Linked DNA regions of Homo sapiens: region 2 is linked to region 1. Evidence: read pairs that join two places in POLR2A ChIA-PET (ENCODE). Cell type or tissue: CD4-positive, alpha-beta T cell. All regions are shown on one strand. Links, peaks and the distances in the headings refer to the core of each region. The heading gives the core; the rest is flanking DNA. Region 1 overlaps LOC107986858 (a long non-coding RNA gene). Region 2 has its middle 15 kb from the start of NUB1.

Region 1 (9,433 bases), core at 1,801-6,800:
CCAGGACTCTGCAGCAGTGGCCAGCCACTCCTCCTGCCTCCGCTCTGGCCCCATAAAGTCCTGTCTCCACTTAACCAGCTTGGCCCTTTAAACATGAATCAGATCAAGCAGCTCCCTTGCTAGGGAACTCCGACGCCTCCTGCTAACATTTGGACTGACATCCAACCCGCGGCCATGGCCTGCAGGGTTCCTGCAGACCTCCATGCGCCTGCCAGACACTGCCCCAGCAGCCGCCACTCATTTCCACCTTAGGGCCTTTGGAGTTGCCTAGACGATCCTCCTCCAGGTCCGCATGGACTTCCGTTCTTCACTGTATTCAGATTTTGGCTGAAGTCTCCTCGCCTCAAAACACGCTTCCCAACAAACCCCTCTAAAATAGCTTCACACCTAGATGAGATTCCTAGGACTGCTCTAACAAATGACCACCAGCTCGGCCTGAAATAACTGGCATTTATTATCTTACACGGCTGGAAGTCAGAAGCCCAGAATGTTTCACTGGGCCAAAGTCAAGGTGTCGGCAGGGCCCCACTCCCTCCAAAGTCTCTAGGGGAGAATCCTTCCTTGCCTTTTCTGGCTGGAAGAGCTGCTTCCCAGGCATTCTTGGGCTCGAGGCCCCTCCCTCTGTCTCCCAAGCCCTCAGCGCAGCATCTTGCTACACTTGTCACTTTGCCGGCCTGTGCTGCAGCTGAATCTCCCCCTGTACCCCCGCCAACACAAAGACACATGTAATTACCCAGATAGCCAGGAGAATTGTAAAAGCAAATACAAATCAAAAAGAATAAAAATAAGTTTTCTTTCTCCCTGGTGAAAAAAGGCAGAGATGCTCCTCACCAACACCCCCTTTTCTCAGCACATTTGCATTAGAAAGCTTGTGATTGTGAATTTTCCTCTGCCCATGTGAGATATATGCAAATCTTTTATTTTATTTTATTTTATTTTATATTTTTATTATTTTTTAGAGGCAGAGTCTTACTCTGTCACCCATACGGGAGTACAGTGATGCTCACTGCAGCCTCAAACTCCTGGGTTCAAGTGGTTCTTCTGCTTCAGCCTCCCGAGTGGCTGGGACTACAAGCATGCACCACCACACCTGCCTAATTTTTTAAAAAATTTTTGTAGACACAAGGTCTCGTTATGTTGCCTAGGATGGTCTCAAACTCCTGGCTTCAAGTGATCCTCCTGCCTTGACCTCCCAAAGTGCTGGGATTATAGGCGTGAGCCACCACACTGGGCAGAGATTACATAAATATTTTTAAAAGCGAAGAAAAAACCATTTGGCAGCTTTACAACTCAGAACTGTTTTTCTCCAAGGACCTGAGAGCTAGCTCTTTGAAATGCAAACATCAATAATCCCAGTACTTTGAGAGGCTGAGATGGGAGGATTGCTTAAAGCCAGGAGGTCAAGACCAGCCTGGGCAACACAGTGAGACTTCGTCTCTACAAAAAATAAAAATAAAAAAAGTAACTAGGCATGGTGGTGCACCCCTATAATCCCAGCTACTCAGGAGACTTAGGTGGGAGGATCGCTTAAGCCCAGGAGTTTGAGGTTACAGAGAGCCATAACTATGTCACTACACTCTAGCCTAAGCAACAGAATATGACCCTGTCTCTGAAATGTATACATACACATATATGTGTATGTGTGTGTGTATGTATATGAAATGTAAACATCAAGGAAGACAGTGTCCCTATCTCCCAGTCTCCATGGGAGGGAGAGGGTTAGTCTCCTAACTTTGGCTCTAAATTGTAATCTTATACTCTATCATAAGATATGAGTTTATTTTTCCTTTGGATAAAGGCAATTAGCAAACACAAGTGGTTATCCCAATTACCAAGTGAATTTAGAATGAACTAAGTGTGACAAATGGCATTGTCCAGTCTGCTCACTGAGGATGAGTCACTTATTTTTGTGTGTGTGTGGTGTTTGTGTGTGTGGTGGGCTGTGTGTGTGTGTGGTGTTTGTGTGTAGTGGGTTGTGTGTGTGGTGGGTTGTGTGTGTGTGGAGTGTGTGTGGTGGGTTGTGTGTGTGTTTGTGTGTGTGTGGTGGGTTGTGAGTGTGGTGTTTGTGTGTGTGATGGATTGTGTGTGGTGTTTGTGTGTGTGGTGGATTGTGTGTGGTGTGTGTGTGTGATGGGTTTGTGTGTGGTGGGTTGTGTGTGTGTGGTGGATTCTGTGTGTTTGTGGTGGGTTTGTGTGTGGTGGGTTGTGTGTGTGATGGGTTGTGTGTGGTGGATTGTGTGTGTGGTGGATTTTGTGTGTGTGTGGTGGGTTGTGTGTGTGGTGGGTTGTGTGTGTGTGGTGTGTGTGTATGGTGGATTGTGTGTGTGGTGGGTTGTGTGTGTGTGATGGATTGCGTGTGTATGGTGGATTGTGTGTGTGTGGTGGATTGTGTGGTGGGTTGTGTGTGTGTGGTGGATTTTGTGTGTGTGTGGTGGGTTGTGTGTGTGTGGTGGATTGTGTGTGTGTGGTGGGTTGTGTGTGTGTGGTGGATTTTGTGTGTGTGTGGTGTGTGTGTATGGTGGGTTGTGTGCGTGGTGGACTGTGTGTGTGTAGTGGATTCTGTGTGTGTGGTGGGTTTGTATGTGGTGGGGTGTGTGTGTGTGGTATGTGTGTATGGTAGATTGTGTGTGTGGTGTGTGTGTGGTGGGTTGTGTGTGTATGGTGGATTGTGTGTGTGTTTGGCGGATTGTGTGTGTGTGGTGGGGTGGATTTTGTGTGTGTGGTGGGTTGTGTGTGTGGTGGATTTTGTGTGTGTGTGGTGTGTGTGTATGGTGGGTTGTGTGCGTGGTGGACTGTGTGTGTGTAGTGGATTTTGTGTGTGTATAGTGGATTCTGTGTGTGTGGTGGGTTTGTGTGTGGTGGGGTGTGTGTGTGTGGTATGTGTGTATGGTGGATTTGTGTGTGTGGTATGTGTGGTGGGTTGTGTGTGTGGTGGGTTTGTGTGTGGTGGGGTGTGTGTGTGGTATGTGTGTATGGTGGATTGTGTGTGTGGTGGGTTGCGTGTGTGTGTGTGGTGGGTGGCTGTATAAAAGAGTGAAGTTTCTTTTTGTCTTTGCCGTCTCTTAGTGGGTTTCCTGTAATGTGCATCTCACTCTGGTTTAATGGTTATTCAAGAATAAAGCCTTTATATCTCTTCTATTCTTGTGGAGAGGTTTTCTGGGTCAACAGGACATTTTGTTTTTAATTGTATTTCCCCACCGTAATATCCACACCTCAAAATTCTTAGCTTAATCACATGTGCAAAGTGCCTTTTGCCATGCAGGGTCATAATTCACAGGTTCCAGAGATTAGGACCTGGATATCTTTGGGGCTCTTTGGGGCCCTTTTTTGAGCCTACGAAGCCCCTTCGCCTACCCCATCACCTTCTAGCCCCTACTCAGCTATATTGTTCATAGCATTCTCACCTACCTGAAATTACTGATTCATTTATTCACTTGGACAGTTTTTGTCTAGTTCCCACCACAATAGAAGCCACACGAAGGCAGGGATTTGGCCTGTATTTTCACCACAATATAGCCAGTCTCTAGAAAGGTGTCTGTCCCATGGTGTATTTTCACCACAATATAGCCAGTCTCTAGAAAGGTGTCTGTCCCATGGTACACATTCAGTAAGTGTTTATGGTTAAAATGAATGAGCAAATCTAAGCGCAATCCCATGGTTAAGCTAATTTGATTAGACCACACTGAATTGCCAATGCATTATACAGCAGGGTGAACCAATTTTTTTTTTTTTTTTTTTTAAGAGACAGCGTCTCACAATGTTACCTGGGCTGGACTTGAACTCCTGGACTCAAGCATTCCTCCAGCCTCAGCCTCCTGAGTAGCTGGGACTACAGGCAAGAGTCCCCCGTACCCGGTATGTATGTGAACCAATTGTTAGCAGTAAATTTCAAACTGTTTTCCCTTGGCTGCTGCTTGGCAAGCAGGTGATGAGAGTCTGGTAGAACCTGCAGTGAGAGGAAATACCACCTTTTCTTAGAGAACGATTTAAATCGGCATATAAGTGAGGCAAAGAACAAAAACTTGGAAGAAAGGTTGTTTATAATTCTCTTCCTTGAAGGATTGCTTATAGCTAGCAGGGCCTTAAATATACGCTTTTTTCAGGAACAGTATTCCAGTTAGGATAACTGGAACGGAGAAACCTTTAGGGCGCCTCTTACGCCAAGGAGGACACGATGTGGTGAGTCACCTGCTGGTGGGAGGAAGGCGCTCCGCTCCTTGCTGACCACTCTTACCACTGTGCCTCTTGGTGATTTGGTCTTGGGGACTGCACACTGCCAGCAACAATCTGCAACAAATCGTCTTGGTGCCTCAGTCAAGACAGGACATGCTCCACTTTAATTAGAAATTTGCTGTGTTACTGTTTTAAGGTCAAATGTCATTTATGATTACAATACTGTGTCTCTTTCTACTCCAAACTGGTATCAGGTTTTATCTTCAACTTCAGTCAGAAGATGAATTTAGAGCCCAGGTGTACCTGTTCTTGGGTTTAACATCTGCTAACATCCAAGCTTCATTTGGAAATGCAAGGAGATTCTGAACAGACTCTGCTAAGTCTGTGATGCGGCAGAAGCAGGCGTGTTGTCAAGTGGTAGTTTCCTGTCGGTGGCATGTGGGGGGGCGGTTTATGAGCCATCTGTGCACATTTGCCAAATCACTGAAATACCACCGCTAACCTCGGCTCACTCCTGCCCAGACCCCTTTCACATGAAACCACTCGGTGACTTGGAGGAATCAGAGTGTAGACCTGGCTTCAACTCTTTACCCTCTCATCTGCTTCCAAGACCGAATCCGGGTCATGGTTCAACTTGATGTCTTCAGAGTTGGCCAGGAAAGTCCCAGATGCCTCCTAACTGGGTTGCCTTCACTTTCTTAAAACAGGAGAAGAGAATATCCTCTTAACGGGATTTAAGAAGGTTTATCTTTGGAAATTATTAGCAATTAAAACAATGTCACATGTTTACTACATAATGTTCTATTAAATTACTACATTCTATAAATAATATACTAAATTAAATTTTAATATACTAAATCTTAGTATATTATTAAATATACTATATTATGTGTAATATGATAATATACAATATATTATTGATATATTCAAAATACATTGAAATTAATATTAAAAAGAACACTTGAAAAACATTTAATTTCACAGCATCTAAACTACCCTAAGTGCCTTCCACTGGCTAAGATTCCACTCATTTTCTATGACCTGAGCTGGTTTACGGTTCTAACAAATAGGCACATGGCATATAAAACCAGTGCAACAAATTGGCATGATTTCTGGTTAGAATGAAATTAGAAGTTCTTTTTACTTTTTAATATTTTTTAAAGGCAGTCAAATTTAGCAGTGGAAGATTGTATACCAACTTTAGTGACACTAATGCGAATCAATCCTGATAACTCAGTACCAGCCAAGAAGTTCTGAGGATGAAACCACAAATCAACACGGGATGATGGAAGTAGGTAAGAAAAATAATTCCACAGCATTGTTACTTGAAAAACTATAGAACCCCCTAAGTTTAAAGAGCAACGGACATGGGTTGTGCTCGGCATCTCCATCTAGTGGTAGTTTTTTTGTTGGTTGTTTTGTTTTTGTTGTTTTTTTTTTTGAGACAGGGTCTCACTTGCCTTGCCCTGGGGTACAGTGGTGCAATCATAGGCTGGGTTGCAGTGGTGCACTCATAGCTCACTGTAGCCTCCAACTCATGGGCTGGGATCCTCCTGCCTCAGCCTCCCAAGTAGCATGCACCACTATGCCCAGCTAAGCTTTTTTTTTTTCAGAGATGGAGGTCTTAACTATGTTGCTGAGACTGGTCTCGAACTCCTGGTTTCAAGTAATACTCCCGCCTTGGCCTCCCAAAGTGCTGGGATTATAGGTGTGAGCCACAAGCCCTGTTTATAGCAGTGTTCATCCATTCATCAGGGCAGAGTCCTTATGACCTAAACACCTCCCATTAGGCCCTAACTCCCAACGCAGTTGCATTGGAAATTAAATTTCCAACACATGAACTTTAGAGGACACAGACCATAGCTGGGTTTGAACATATGAATTTGGGAAGGATATAGTTATGGGCTAAATTATGTCCTCTCCCCAAAAATTGTGTGTGTGCATGTATATATATACATAAATGTAGTAATTTGTCTTTCTAAGTAACTCATAGATTCTAGTTAAACATGGTGGATTAGATACATATGTTTATCCCCACCCACTCCTGTCGCATTTGCCATGGTGGACTCAGCTTGTGCACTAGGCCTCAACAGACCACATCAAAATGGAGTCATTCATGATAAATGTGACATAATCAAACTGAAACTTCAAGGAAGCAGATAGTTCCTAAGACAGACCAGGTTTTGTTTTTCTATTGTAAACAGGAGATTCCAGCACAAGGAGGTCCCCTATACTCTCACCTTTACCCACCTTAGAAAACCCACTGTTCTACTATTTCCCAGTAGGATTTGGGACCAAATAAGTACATTTATGATGATGACAGGGTGACATTGATGCCTAAAGTTTTGAGACGTTGACTAAAGAGGGAAAATCATTAAGTTTAGCCCAAAGCTGCCTCCTTATGTGTTTTAAGTTCGGCCTAAAGGTTTCTCCTCCCTAGTGAACAGTGAGCTAACTGGATGTGTAAACAAACGATAACCTACTCTTGTGCCAAACACCAAGTTTCAGCCAATCAAAGGCAACCAACTGTTCAAACCAGGTTCACATGAGGCAAACTCGAAGCTGCAACCAATCTGGCTGCTTCTGTGCCTCACTTCTGTTTTCTTTCTGTCACTTTCCTTTTTCTGTCCATAAATCTTCTTTGGCCACATGGCAGCTCCAGTCTCTCTGAACCTATTCTTCTGGTTCAGGGGCCACTGGATTCACAAATTGTTCTTTGCTCAGTTAGCTCTGTTAAATTTAATTTATCTAAGGCTTCCCTTCTTTTCTTTTCTTTTTTTTTTCTTTTTTTTTTTTTTTTTGAGATGGGGTTTCGCTTTGCTGCCCAGGCTGAAGTGCAGTGGTGTAATCACAGCTCACTGCAGCCTCAATCTCCCGACCTTAAGTGATCCTCCCACCTCAGCCTCCTGAGTAGCTACAACTACAAGCATGCGCCACCACGCTCAGCTAGTTTTGAAAAAAAAAATTTGTTTTGAGACAGAGTCTCGCTCTGTCGCCCAGGCTGGAGTGCACTGGTGCGGTCTCGGCTCACTGCAACCTCCACCTTGGGTTCAAGCGATTCTCCTGCCTCAGCCTCCTGAGGCACGTGCCACCACACCAGGCTAATTTTTTTTTACTTTTAGTAGAGACAGGGTTTCATCATGTTGGCCAGGCTGGTCTTGAACTCCTGACCTCGTGATCCGCCCGCCTTGGCCTCCCAAAGTGCTGGGATTACAGGTGTGAGCCACCGTGCCCAGCCTGAAAAATTATTTGTAGAGATGGGGTCTCACTATGTCGCCCAGAGTGGTCTCCGGCCTCGGACTCCCACAGTGTTGGGATTGCAGTGCGAGCCATGGTGCCTGGCCGAGTTTTTCTTTTAACTCTCCTAAAACCCCATTAAGACAATAGCAAAGGAATAAAAACATATAAATTCACAAGGAGAAAGATGGTGGGGAAGCAATGGTGGTAACAGACTGAGCAGAGCAGAGTCCCTGCAGTGGGGTGCGGCAGGGGGTAAGAGAATTGAATTGATTGAACCCTGAAAAGGCTCTGAACCAAGAGACACAAGGTGCAGGAGAGACGGATGAAGCTGGGGACACTGGAGAATGCCCCCTCAAATGCTCCACCACTGCAGGAGGCCAGAGTGTACTCTGCAGGAACGGAACAGGTAAGGGCGAAAGGGTCATAGGGGGAGGTAAAGTCAAAGTCTCTGTGCTAAATGGTGGCTCTCAGCCTCCTGACCCCACTTGGCCTCCAGAACACAAACAGCCTGGTGGTGACAAAAGCTCTGAGGATTCTTTTTTGGAAAGACTGTACAGGCCCAGAGAAAGGACATGCAGGTAATACTGACATTTGGGATCATTTAAATAAACAAAAAATCAGCCTCGCTGCATGATCACCCTGCAACACAGCCCACCAATTAACAGGGCCCCACCTTCCTATGAAGCTTTCAATCAGGCTTTTTAGGAATGATTCCAACGTGAGAGACCAAAACCACAGCTGAAATAAGGAGATGAATGGAACTTTAAAAAAGAAATCCTATATTTATACGATGGTATTTTAAAACTAGGAATAAGCTCCTAAAACGGAAAGAGCTAGGCCAGGCGCAGTGGCTCACGCCTGTAATCCCAGCCCTTTGGGAGGCCGAGACGTGTGGATCACCTGAGGTCAGGAGTTCGAGACCAGCCTGGCCAACACAGTGAAACCCCATCTCTACTAAAAATACAAAAATTAGCCAGGCATGGTGGCGCAGGCCTGTAATCCCAGCTACTTGAGAGGCTGAGGCACAAGAATCACTTGAACCCACGAGGCGGAGCTTTCAGTGAGCCAAGATCGCGTCACTGCACTCCAGCCTGGGCACCAGAGAAAGACTCCCTCTCAAAAAAGAAAAAAAAAAGAATTCTAGAAAGAGAAAATGGAGAGAAGGAGATTGTCAATGAAATAACATAAAGACATATCCTCCAGCTAGAGAACATGAAAGTGCTAACTGAGAAACTGTCAATGAAATAACATGGAAATACATCCTGGAGCTAGGGAGCAGGAGAGTGCAAACTGAGGAAGCCCACGGTTGCTGAGATGAGGAACAGCATGGGACAATGTACAGACAGGCCCCTTCCAATCAAAGGGCCAGGAATCAGAACACCTGACTTCCCTCCAGAAGCCCCAGATGCTGGAAGACAGTACAGCTGGCAAAATCCCAAGGGAAGATGATTTTTCAACCTAGAATCTTACCCACGAAGGATACATATATATATATGTATGTATGTATTTTTTTTTCGAGACGGAGTTTCACCCTGTCACCCAGGCTGGAGTGAAGTGTGGCACAATCTCAGCTCACTGCAACATCTGCCTCCCAGGTTCAAGCGAGTCTCCTGCCTCAGCCTCCCAAGTATCTGGGATTACAGGTGTGCGCCACCATGCCTGGCTAATTTTTGTATTTTTAGTAGAGACGGGGTTTCATGATGTTGGCCAGGCTGGTCTTGAACTGCTGAGCTTAAGTGATCCACTCGCCTCAGCCTCCCAAAATGCTGGGATTATAAGCGTGAGCCCCCACACCCAACAAAGGCTATAATTTAAACATAAGGTAGAATAAAGATATTTTCAGACATGCAAACGTGAGCATGTATTCCTTTGATGAAAATAAAAATTAATTTTTATTAAATTAACATACACACATGTTAAAAACAAAAAACAAAAAAACTCGGCCGGGCGCGGTGGCTCACGCCTGTAATCCCAGCACTTTGAGAGGCTGAGGCGGGCGGATCACAAGGTCAGGAGATCG
Region 2 (9,433 bases), core at 3,002-8,001, 970 kb before region 1:
ACAGTAAAAGCTGAATTATTGGGTCAGGAGTATGTACATTGTGATTTTTTTCTTCTTTTTTTGGAGACGGAGTCTAGCACTTGTCCCCCAGGCTGGAGGGCAATGGTGTGATCTCGGCTCACTGCAACCTCTGCCTCCCAGGTTCAAGCAATTTCCTGCCTCAGCCTCCCAATTAGCTAGGACTACAGGCACCCACCACCATGCCTGGCTAATTTTTGTATTTTTAGTAGAGATGGAGTTTCACCATGTTGGCCAGGCTGGTCTTGAACTCCTGACCTCAAGTGATCCGCCTGCCTCAGTCTCCTAAAGTGCTGGGATTACAGGCATGAGCCACCATGCTCGGCCTACATTGTGATTTTGATAGATATTGCCCTTCAAGGAAATGTACCAATTTAACCTCCTACAAGTAATGCGTGAGGGTGCTTTTTCCATATTTCCTTGTCATTACAGCATGTTATCAAATTTTTTCCAGCTTGATAAGTAAAAAGTAGTATCTTGGTGTAGTTTTAATTTATATTTATCTCCTTATGAGTGAAGTTAAGTAATTTTTCATGTTTATGAATTATTTCTATTTCCTTTTCAGTGAATCATATTTTCTTAGTCTTTGCCCAGTTTTCTATTTTGTTTTTGTCTTATTGAATTATAAGAGCTCTTTACATATTAAAGAGATTTATCTATAATGTAAGTTGGCAATATTTCCCCCCATTTTGCCATTTGTCTTTTGCCTTTGCTTATAATTTTTAAACACGGATTTTTCAAAATGTAAAATTTATCTTTTGTTTTGTTTTACGGCTTCTGGATATTGTCTAAGTTAAAAAAAAAAGTCTTTCTTCTCTTCTTCTAGAATATTTGTGGTGAAGCGGCATAGTTGTCTGTGGTAAATACCTGGGATTCATCGTCTCACATCAAGAAGATTGAGGACACGGACACACACAAGGAGTGAGTATAGGAGCAGAGGTTTAACAGGCAAAAGAAAGAAAAAGCCCCTCTCTCTCCCTGGAGAGAAAGAGAGGCTCCTGAAAGGAAAAAACCAGCCTGTGGCGTATAACACCAGATTTTATAGGCAGGCTTGAGGAGTGGTGTCTGATTTATATAGAGCCCACAGATTGGTTCAACAAGGTGTGACAATTACATAGCATGCGGGGAAGGCTGGTTGTCCCACCCTAATCTTATTATGCAAATGGAGTCTTTGCCTGGCCAGCTCCATATTGTCTTCTCCTTGCTGTACACGTGGTTTGGCAAAGACAGGGAAAGATGGAACTGTCATTTTGAACATGCCTAGTCCCAGGTACCTTTTCCCTATTGGCACAACTGCCAGCATTCACCTGTGCAAGCTTCCAGCTTACTTGTCTATGTCTGCAGCTCAATTTTCCAGGCCGCTCTTTGTTAGAAAAGAAAATGATTTTAGGGCTGTTTTTCATTAAAAGGAAAACCTTACTGAGGACTCCCATACCCTCACTATCTGCCTGAATAATGTCTTCTTAACTCCCCTATCAGTGGTTTCATTTTTTACACTACAATCTTTGATTCATCTGGAATTCATCCTGGTGAACTGTGTGAGATATGGATCAAACTTTGCTTTTACCCAGATAGTTATTCAGTTGTCTCTCTGCTATTTGCTGCTGTAGTTGTTTTGAGAAAGAATCTCACTCTGTTGCCCAGACAAGAGTGCAGTGGCACAATCATAGCTCACTGCAACCTCTGCCTGCTGGGCTTAAGCAATCCTTCTATTTCAGCCTCCTGAGTAGCTGGGACTATAGGTGTATACCACCACACCTGGCTTTTTTTTTTTTTTTTTTTTTTTTTTTTGAGATGGAGTCTCACTCTGTCACCCAGGCTGGAGTGCAGTGGTGTGATCTCGGCTCACTGCAACCTCTGCCTTCCGAGTTCAAGCGATTCTCGTGCTTCAGCCTCCTGAGTATCTGGGACTACAGGCATGCCTGACCGTGCCTGGCTAATTTTTGTATTTTTAGTAGAGATGAGGTTTCACCATGTTGGCCAGGCTGGTTTCAAACTCCTGACCTCAAGTGATCCACCCGCCTCAGCCTCCCAAAGTGCTGGGATTACAGGTGTGAGTCACCACTCCCAGCTGATTTTTGTATTTTTTGTAGAGATGGGGTTTCACCATGGTGCCCAGACTGGTCTCAAACTCATAAGCTCAAGTCATCTTCCCACTTTGGCCTCCCAAAGTGCTGGGATTACAAGCATGAGCCACTGCACCCAGCCTACACTCTTTATCAAATAGACCAACTTTTCTCCATTGATTTAAGATGCCACCTTTATCATATACCAAATGTCCTGCATGCATCATAACCCTCCCTATCCCAGGATTAAGAATGAATGCAAATTGTTCCATTAGAAAAAGTGAAGGCTGGGTGTGGTGGATCACACCTGTAATCCCAGCACTTTGGGAGGCCAAGGCTGGCAGATCACTGAGGTCAGGAGTTTGAGACCAGTCTAGCCAACATGGTGAAACCCCATCTCTACTAAAAATACAAAAATTAGCCAGGCATGGTGGCATGCTCCTGTAATCCTAGCTACTCAGGAGGCTGAGGCAGGAGAACCGCTTGAACCCAGGAGACAGAGGTTGCAGTGAGCCGAGATCACGCCACTGCACTCCAGCCTGGGCAACAGAAGGAGACTCTGTCTCAAAACAATAAATAAATAAAAATAGAAACAAAAACTTACAAGTCCATAAAACAGTGATTACCCTTATTACATGCAGTACACTCTGATTATTTTTATTCAATTACATCTTCTTTAAAAAATGCTACTTGACAACTGTCTTAGTCTGTTTACCACAGACTAGATAATTTATAACATACCATAGAGTGGGTAATTTGTAGAGAAAAGAGATTGATTTGGTTCATGTTTCTAGAGCCTAAGAAGTCTAAGAAATACCACCAGCATCTTCTCGGCACCTGGCAAGGGCCTTCATGCTGTGTCGTCCCATGACGGAGGGTGGAAGGGCAAGTGAGTGCGAGAGAGAAGGAGTGGGCTGAACTCACTCTTATAACAACCTACTCTTGCAATAACAAACCCACTCCCGCAACAATGACGTTAACTCATTGATGAGAGTAGAGCCCTCGTGGCCTAATCACCTGGTAACAGTCCCACTCTCTATATTGTTACAATGGCAATGGCATTTCAACACGAGTTTTGGAGGGGTCATTTAACCATAGTAAGAACCACCCCACCGATTTCAAGTCTGCGAGTAAATGGTTAACGCAACCCTTTCTCCTTCTGCATAAGAATGTAACCATTGTTTAACTTTCTAGACCTTTCCTTTTGAAACCTGATGAAGGTAGAATGTGAGCTTTGTTATTAAGGGACATTGTTTATGATTCAATAACCCCTGGCTGATAAATTGCACCTGGGCTAGGAGGAACTATAAGTATATTATAGAGACCTAATGGGGACTCCACACATCAGATGTCCCTGCATGTACTAACTTTTACAATTAAGTATGTACTGCGCAGATACTAGGAAGCTATGGTATTCTTACAAGAGCTATGCCTGTGTAGGTCATGAGACTTCCAAGTCAGGACGGCTCTTGAACCCATCTGATGTGAGTCTCATTTCCTTGAACCTGTGCCACATCACCTGGGGTGCAGGATACAGGAGAACACCTGGAGGACAGTGTGGATGTCTCCATAGACTGCTGTAATGATTGCTACTGTGGAAGAATACTCCACACTGCCCTGTGGTCTGTTTCAGGAAATTTGGGCTGCTATAACAAAAATACCTTAAACTGAGGAATTTATAAACAACAGGAACATATTTATCACAGTTCTGGAAGCTGAGAAGTATAAGATCAAGGCATTGGCAGATTTGTTGTCTGGTGAGGGCCCACTTCCTAATTCACAGATCGCGTCTTCTCTCTGAGTCTTCATGTGATGGAAGGGGTGAGAGGTCTCTCTGTGGCCTCTTTTATAAGGGCACTAATCGCATTCATGAGAGCTCTGCCTAGTCTCTCCCAAAGGCCCTACCTCCCAGCATCATCACCTTGGGGGTTAGGCTTCAACATATGAATTTTGGGAGAACTCAAACATTCAGACCATGTCACTGTCCCATATCCTTCTACGTGAATTTAATGCCATATATGGCTATGACAGTCTTGTGAGTCAGACTGTTTAGCTGACCCACTTGTTAACATCAGAAGACACCTTGGAGGATGTCCAAAGCCTAATAGTCCATGACCTATGGTTAGAAAAACACTGTCTGGCTAAATGTGTATATATGAGGGGCCTACAAAAAGTTCATGGACAATGTATTATTACAAAAAAAGCTATACATAAATTTCAAAAATTTTTTGCACCAAAATAAACTTGCACTAACTTGTTATAACATATCTGAACAGGATCTAGTTTGAGGCACTAAGAAGGATAAGACATCAGTTTTAAAAGAGACCCTATCAGGGCAACATTAATTCTGCTAAAATTGAAGCAAGAACAAACATCAAGTTTGTAGTGAAGCTTGGGTGGAAGAATGGTGAAATCATTGAACCTTTACAAAAAGTTTATGGCAACAATGGGAAAATCAACAGTTTACAAATGGATAACTCATTTTAAGAAGGTACCAAATGATACTGAAGATGAAGCCTGCAGTGGCAGACCATCCACTTTAATTTATGAGGATAACGTTCATCTTGTTTGTGCCCTAATTGAAGGGGACCAACAATAACAGCAGAAACAACAGCCGTGGGCATCTCAATTGATTCAGCTTACACAATCCTGATGGAAAAATCAAAGTTGAGCAAACTTTCCACTCAATCAGTGCCAAAACTATTGCAACCAGATCAGCTACAGACAAGAGCAGAGCTTTCAATGGAAATTTTAAACAATTAGGATCAAGATTCTGAAGCATTTCTTTGAATGATGGTAACAGGAGATGAAACATGCCTTTGCCAGTACAATCCTGAAGACAAAGCACAATCAAAGCAGTGGCTACCAAGAGGTGAAAGTGGTCCAGTCACAGCAAAAGCAGACTGGTCAAGAGCAAATGTCATGGCAACAGTTTTTTTGGATGCTCAAGGCATTTTGCTTGTTGACTTTTTGGAAAGCCAAAGAACAATATCATTTTATTATGAGTGTATTTTGAAAAAGTTAGCCAAAGCTTTAGTAAAAAAGCACCCAGGAAACCTTCACCAGAGTCCTTCCTCACCACGACAATGCTCCTGCTCCTTCCTCTTATTAAACAAGGGCAATTTTGTGGAGTTTCTGTGAGAGATCATTAGGCATTCACCTTACAGAACTGATTTGGCTCCTTCTGACTTCGTTTTGTTTCCTAATGTTTAGGAAGATCTTTAAGATCTTTAAAGGACACCCATCTTTCTTCATTTAATAATGTGAAAAAGACTGCATTGACATGGTTAGATTCCCAGGACCCTCAGTTCTTAACGATGGAATGAATGGCTTACAAAAGTGTCTTACAAAAGTGTCTTGAATTTGATGGAGCTGATATTGAGAAATAAAGTTTATTTTAAAAATTTTTATCTTTTAATTCCATTTTTCCAGGAACTTTTTGAAGTCCCCTCATATACATAGAAGCTATAGTGTTAGAGTACAAGACATGCAGTTTTTAGATTTTCTACATACTACTGTCAAAGAACAAAATTACAACACATTTAAAAATTGTATTGGGTTTATTGCAATTCTAGAATCAGGCAACACTTCATTCCATAAAATAGAATAAATCTTCTAATGAGTTGAGCAGAAGATGTTATAGGCAGAGAAGAGGTTGTAGGCAGAGAAGAGCTGCAGAAAGCAGAAGCAAAGAACAAATAGTGTATTCGTTGTTTCAAAGCTACTTTTCCTATAAGGCAGGGACAGGGAGACAGATCAGAGAAAATAGCTGATTAGTTAACATCAGGTTACTTCAGGCTACTTCTCCTGCATAAAGATTGAGGCAGAGGGAATTACATTATCATGCCAATTGAAGATTAAGCTGGTTTGCGAAGATCAGATAACAACTGAGTTTGGGTTTCGTGACTCAATTTTTATTTTTTTGGTTTGGTGACTCCATTTTGATTGATTTTTAGTCTGTCCTGTTGGGGCCTAGTGCAGAGCTTAGTCAAAAACAATTACTTCCTGTCGGGTGTGATGGCTCATGCCCATAATCCCAGCAGTTTGGGAGGTCGAGGCAGGCAGATCACTTGAGATCAGGAGTTCAAGACCAGCTTGACCAACATGGTGAAACCCCGTCTCTACTAAAAATACAAAAATTAGCCAGGTGTGGTGGTGCATCCCTGTAATCCCAGCTACTCAGGAGGCTGAAGCAGGAGAATCACTTGAACCCAGGTGACAGAATTTGCAGTGAGCCAAGATCATGCCACTGCACACCAGCCTGGATGACAGAGTAAGACTTCATTAAAAAACAAAAATTACCTCATATAACTTTGATTTAATTCTACCTTATAATTATTCAAAGTATATTAAATTATACTTTCAACTGCACTGTTATAAGAATTTCCATTTCCCCAAATCCTCACCAACACTTAAAATGATCAATGTTTAATTTTTCCCATAATCTCTGGCTCTGAAATAAGTTGACTTGTTCTAAAGGAATTTGGAAACCTTTTCTCCAGGGAATTGGATTTCCAGGGAATAGGATTTTTTAAAAATCTCTTTGCCTTCCTTCCATCCTCCAATTTGTTCCTCAAAATGACCTCATGTGCCTTACATGGTAGACAATAAATAGAAGTTGTTGAATTGAAAATGTAAGCTTTATTTGCTGGAATGTGAGTAAACCAATTTATCTGAACTGTAAAATTTTTTGTAGAAGAGGAACAGTAGGCAAGATGAATTAAGTAAGAGATTTCAGTTATACATAGCTTTGGCTGAGGTAAGAAGAATGAAAATACATATAGATGCAATGCAATCTCTATCAAAATACCAGCTGCCTTTTTCAGAGAAATTGACAGGCTGATCCTAAAATCCATATGGAAATGCAACAGACTCAGAATAGTCAGAACAATCTTGTAAAGGAACAAAGAACAAAAGAATCTTGAAAAAGGACACTTCCCAAGTTCAAAATTTACTGCAAAGCTACATTAATCAATACAGTACCAGACTGGTGTTAGAATAGGGATACAGAGAAATGGAAGAGAATTGAAATAAACCTTCACATTTATGGTCAATTGATTTTCAACAAAGTTGCCAACACAGTTCAATAAAGGAAAGAACCATCTTTCCAACAAATGGTTCTGGGCTACCTGGATAGCCATATGCAAAAGATTGAAGTTGAACCCTACCTCATATCATATATAAAAAATTAACTCAAGATGGATTATAGAACTAAATAAAAGAGTTAAAACTATAAAACTCTTAGAAGAAAACAAATGAGTAAATCTTCATGATCTTGGGTAAGGAAATAGTTTCTTAGCTACGGCACCAAAAGTACAAATGACAAAAGAAAAATTAGGCAAGTTGGACTTTATCAAAATTTAAAACTTTTGTGCTTCTAAAGACATCATCAAGAAAATGAGAACACAGGCTGCATGCTGTGGCTCATGCCTGTGATTCCAACACTTTGAGAGGCTGAGGTGAGAGGATCACTTGAGCCCAGGAGTTTGAGACGAGCTTGAGCAACATAGTGAGATCCCATCTCTACAAAAAAATACAAAAATTAGCCAGCTGTGGTGGTGTATGCCTGTACTCCCAGCTACCTTGGAGGCTGAAGTGGGAGGATTGCTTAAACCCAGGAGGTTGAGGCTGCTGTGAGCCATGATTATGCCACTGCACTCCAGCCTAGGCACAGAGCAAGACCCTGTCTCAAAAAAAAATGTGAAGACAATTCGCTCTATGGGAAAAAATATTTGCAAATCATGTATCTTAGCAGGGACTTAGATCCAGAATATACAAAGAACTCTAAAGATCAAATAGGCTGGGTGCAGTGGCTCATGCCTGTAATCCCAGCACTTTGGGAGGCTGAGGCAGGTGGATCACCTGAGGTCAGGAGTTCGAGACCAGCCTGGGCAACATAGTGCAACCCCGTCTCTACTAATAATACAAAAATTAGCTAGGTGTGGTGGGATGCACCTGTAATCCCAGCTGCTCAGGAGGCTGAAGTAGGAGAATTGCTTGAACCTGGGAAGTGGAGGTTGCAGTGAGTTTAGATCGTGCCATTGCACTCCAGCCTGGTCGACAAGAGTGAAACTCCATCTCAAAAATAAAAATGAAGATCAAATAATAAAAAGACAACCCAACTTTTTTAATATTCAAAGGATCTGAATAGACATTTCTCTATAGAAGACAATGGCCAACAAGCACATAAAAAGATGCTCAACATCATTAGCCATTAAGAAATTGGGAATCAAAATCACAATGAAATAACATTTTGCACTCCTTAGAATGGTCAGAATAAAAAGGAAAGGCGTAGGTGAAAATTTGGAGAAATCAGAATCCTTAAACATTGCTGGTAAGAACAAAATGATACAGCTGCTATGAAAAACAGTTTGGCGTTTCTTCCAAAGGTTAAACTTAGAGTTACCATATGACCCACCAATTCCACTCGTAGTCATATGCCCCAGAGAATTGAAAACTTATGTTCTAACACAAAAACTTATACACTAATGTTCACGGCAGCATTATTCATAATAGTTAAAAAGTGAAAACTATCCAAATGCTCATTAACTGATTAATAGAATGCAATAATATTCCATGTAATGGAATATTACTCCACTGAAATTCCATATAATGGAATATTACTCCATTATTCTTTTCCATACAATGGAATATTGTTTGGCAATAAAAAGGTATGAAGTACTGACACATTACAACATGAATTAACCTTTAAAACAGTAGAAGAAGCCAACCAAAAGAGACCACATTTTATATAATTCCATTCTTATGCAATGTTCAGGCTAGGCAAATCCATAGAAACAGAAAGTAGATTAGTGGTGCCAGGGACTGGGGGAGGTAATGGTGAGTGTGGGATGGAAAATTTCTAGATAATTAGTAATATTTTCATTTCTATTGAGTTTGCACAACATATTTTGGAAATAGAATTGGATCTGCTTGAGGGAGCACCTTGTCATTCCCTCAGTAAAGCCTCCTCCTCTTCAGTACACAAGGCCTAGCAATTTTCAAAGAAAGGAGATAAGTTACACTTAATAACTGAAACTCCACTGAACATATGCTGATTAACATGTCCCTTAGAAAGCAGAGGGCACTTCAGACTTCTCCGGTATCCAGGGCCCACTATTATCAGTTGCGTTGCACTGAACCAGTTCCCCTATTCATCCTCTACATGTATCAACCCTGAAGTCCTGACCACGTTTCCATTGCACAGTTCTTGGTGTTTTGCTCTCTCTCTTTTTGCTCTGTCTACAGTCAAATCCAGTTTGTCATTTCACACCTGGGTTCATTCCATAAGCTCTTGATCGTGTATGGGATCCTTGAGGTGTCGCTTTTCTGGTCGGAAACCTGTGGCT

What was found. ChIA-PET counts read pairs that join two places held together with the same protein. Peaks named below come from ENCODE experiments on the same cell type or tissue, not always from the same donor. Only the 100,000 strongest peaks of a DNase experiment are listed, where the experiment ranks them.
Region 2: POLR2A ChIA-PET joins it to region 1 with 9 read pairs; 2 of 35 experiments call an interaction of 5 or more read pairs at or near these places.

The regions. Positions count from the first base shown.
Region 1 is chr7:150,352,736-150,362,168 of GRCh38, reverse strand. LOC107986858 (a long non-coding RNA gene) reads right to left here. Exons shown (of 3, transcript XR_001745420.3): 3 at 4,023-4,870. Among named protein-coding and RNA genes, the nearest start is that of REPIN1, 11 kb to the left of the region's middle. In CD4-positive, alpha-beta T cell, for the core only: a CTCF peak has its summit at 5,560 (motif pointing left); DNase peaks (open chromatin) are centred at 4,238, 4,618 and 5,558; H3K27ac peaks cover 529 bases.
Region 2 is chr7:151,322,552-151,331,984 of GRCh38, reverse strand. No RefSeq gene overlaps it. Among named protein-coding and RNA genes, the nearest start is that of NUB1, 15 kb to the left of the region's middle. In CD4-positive, alpha-beta T cell, for the core only: no CTCF peak of the experiment used is centred there; no DNase peak of the experiment used is centred there.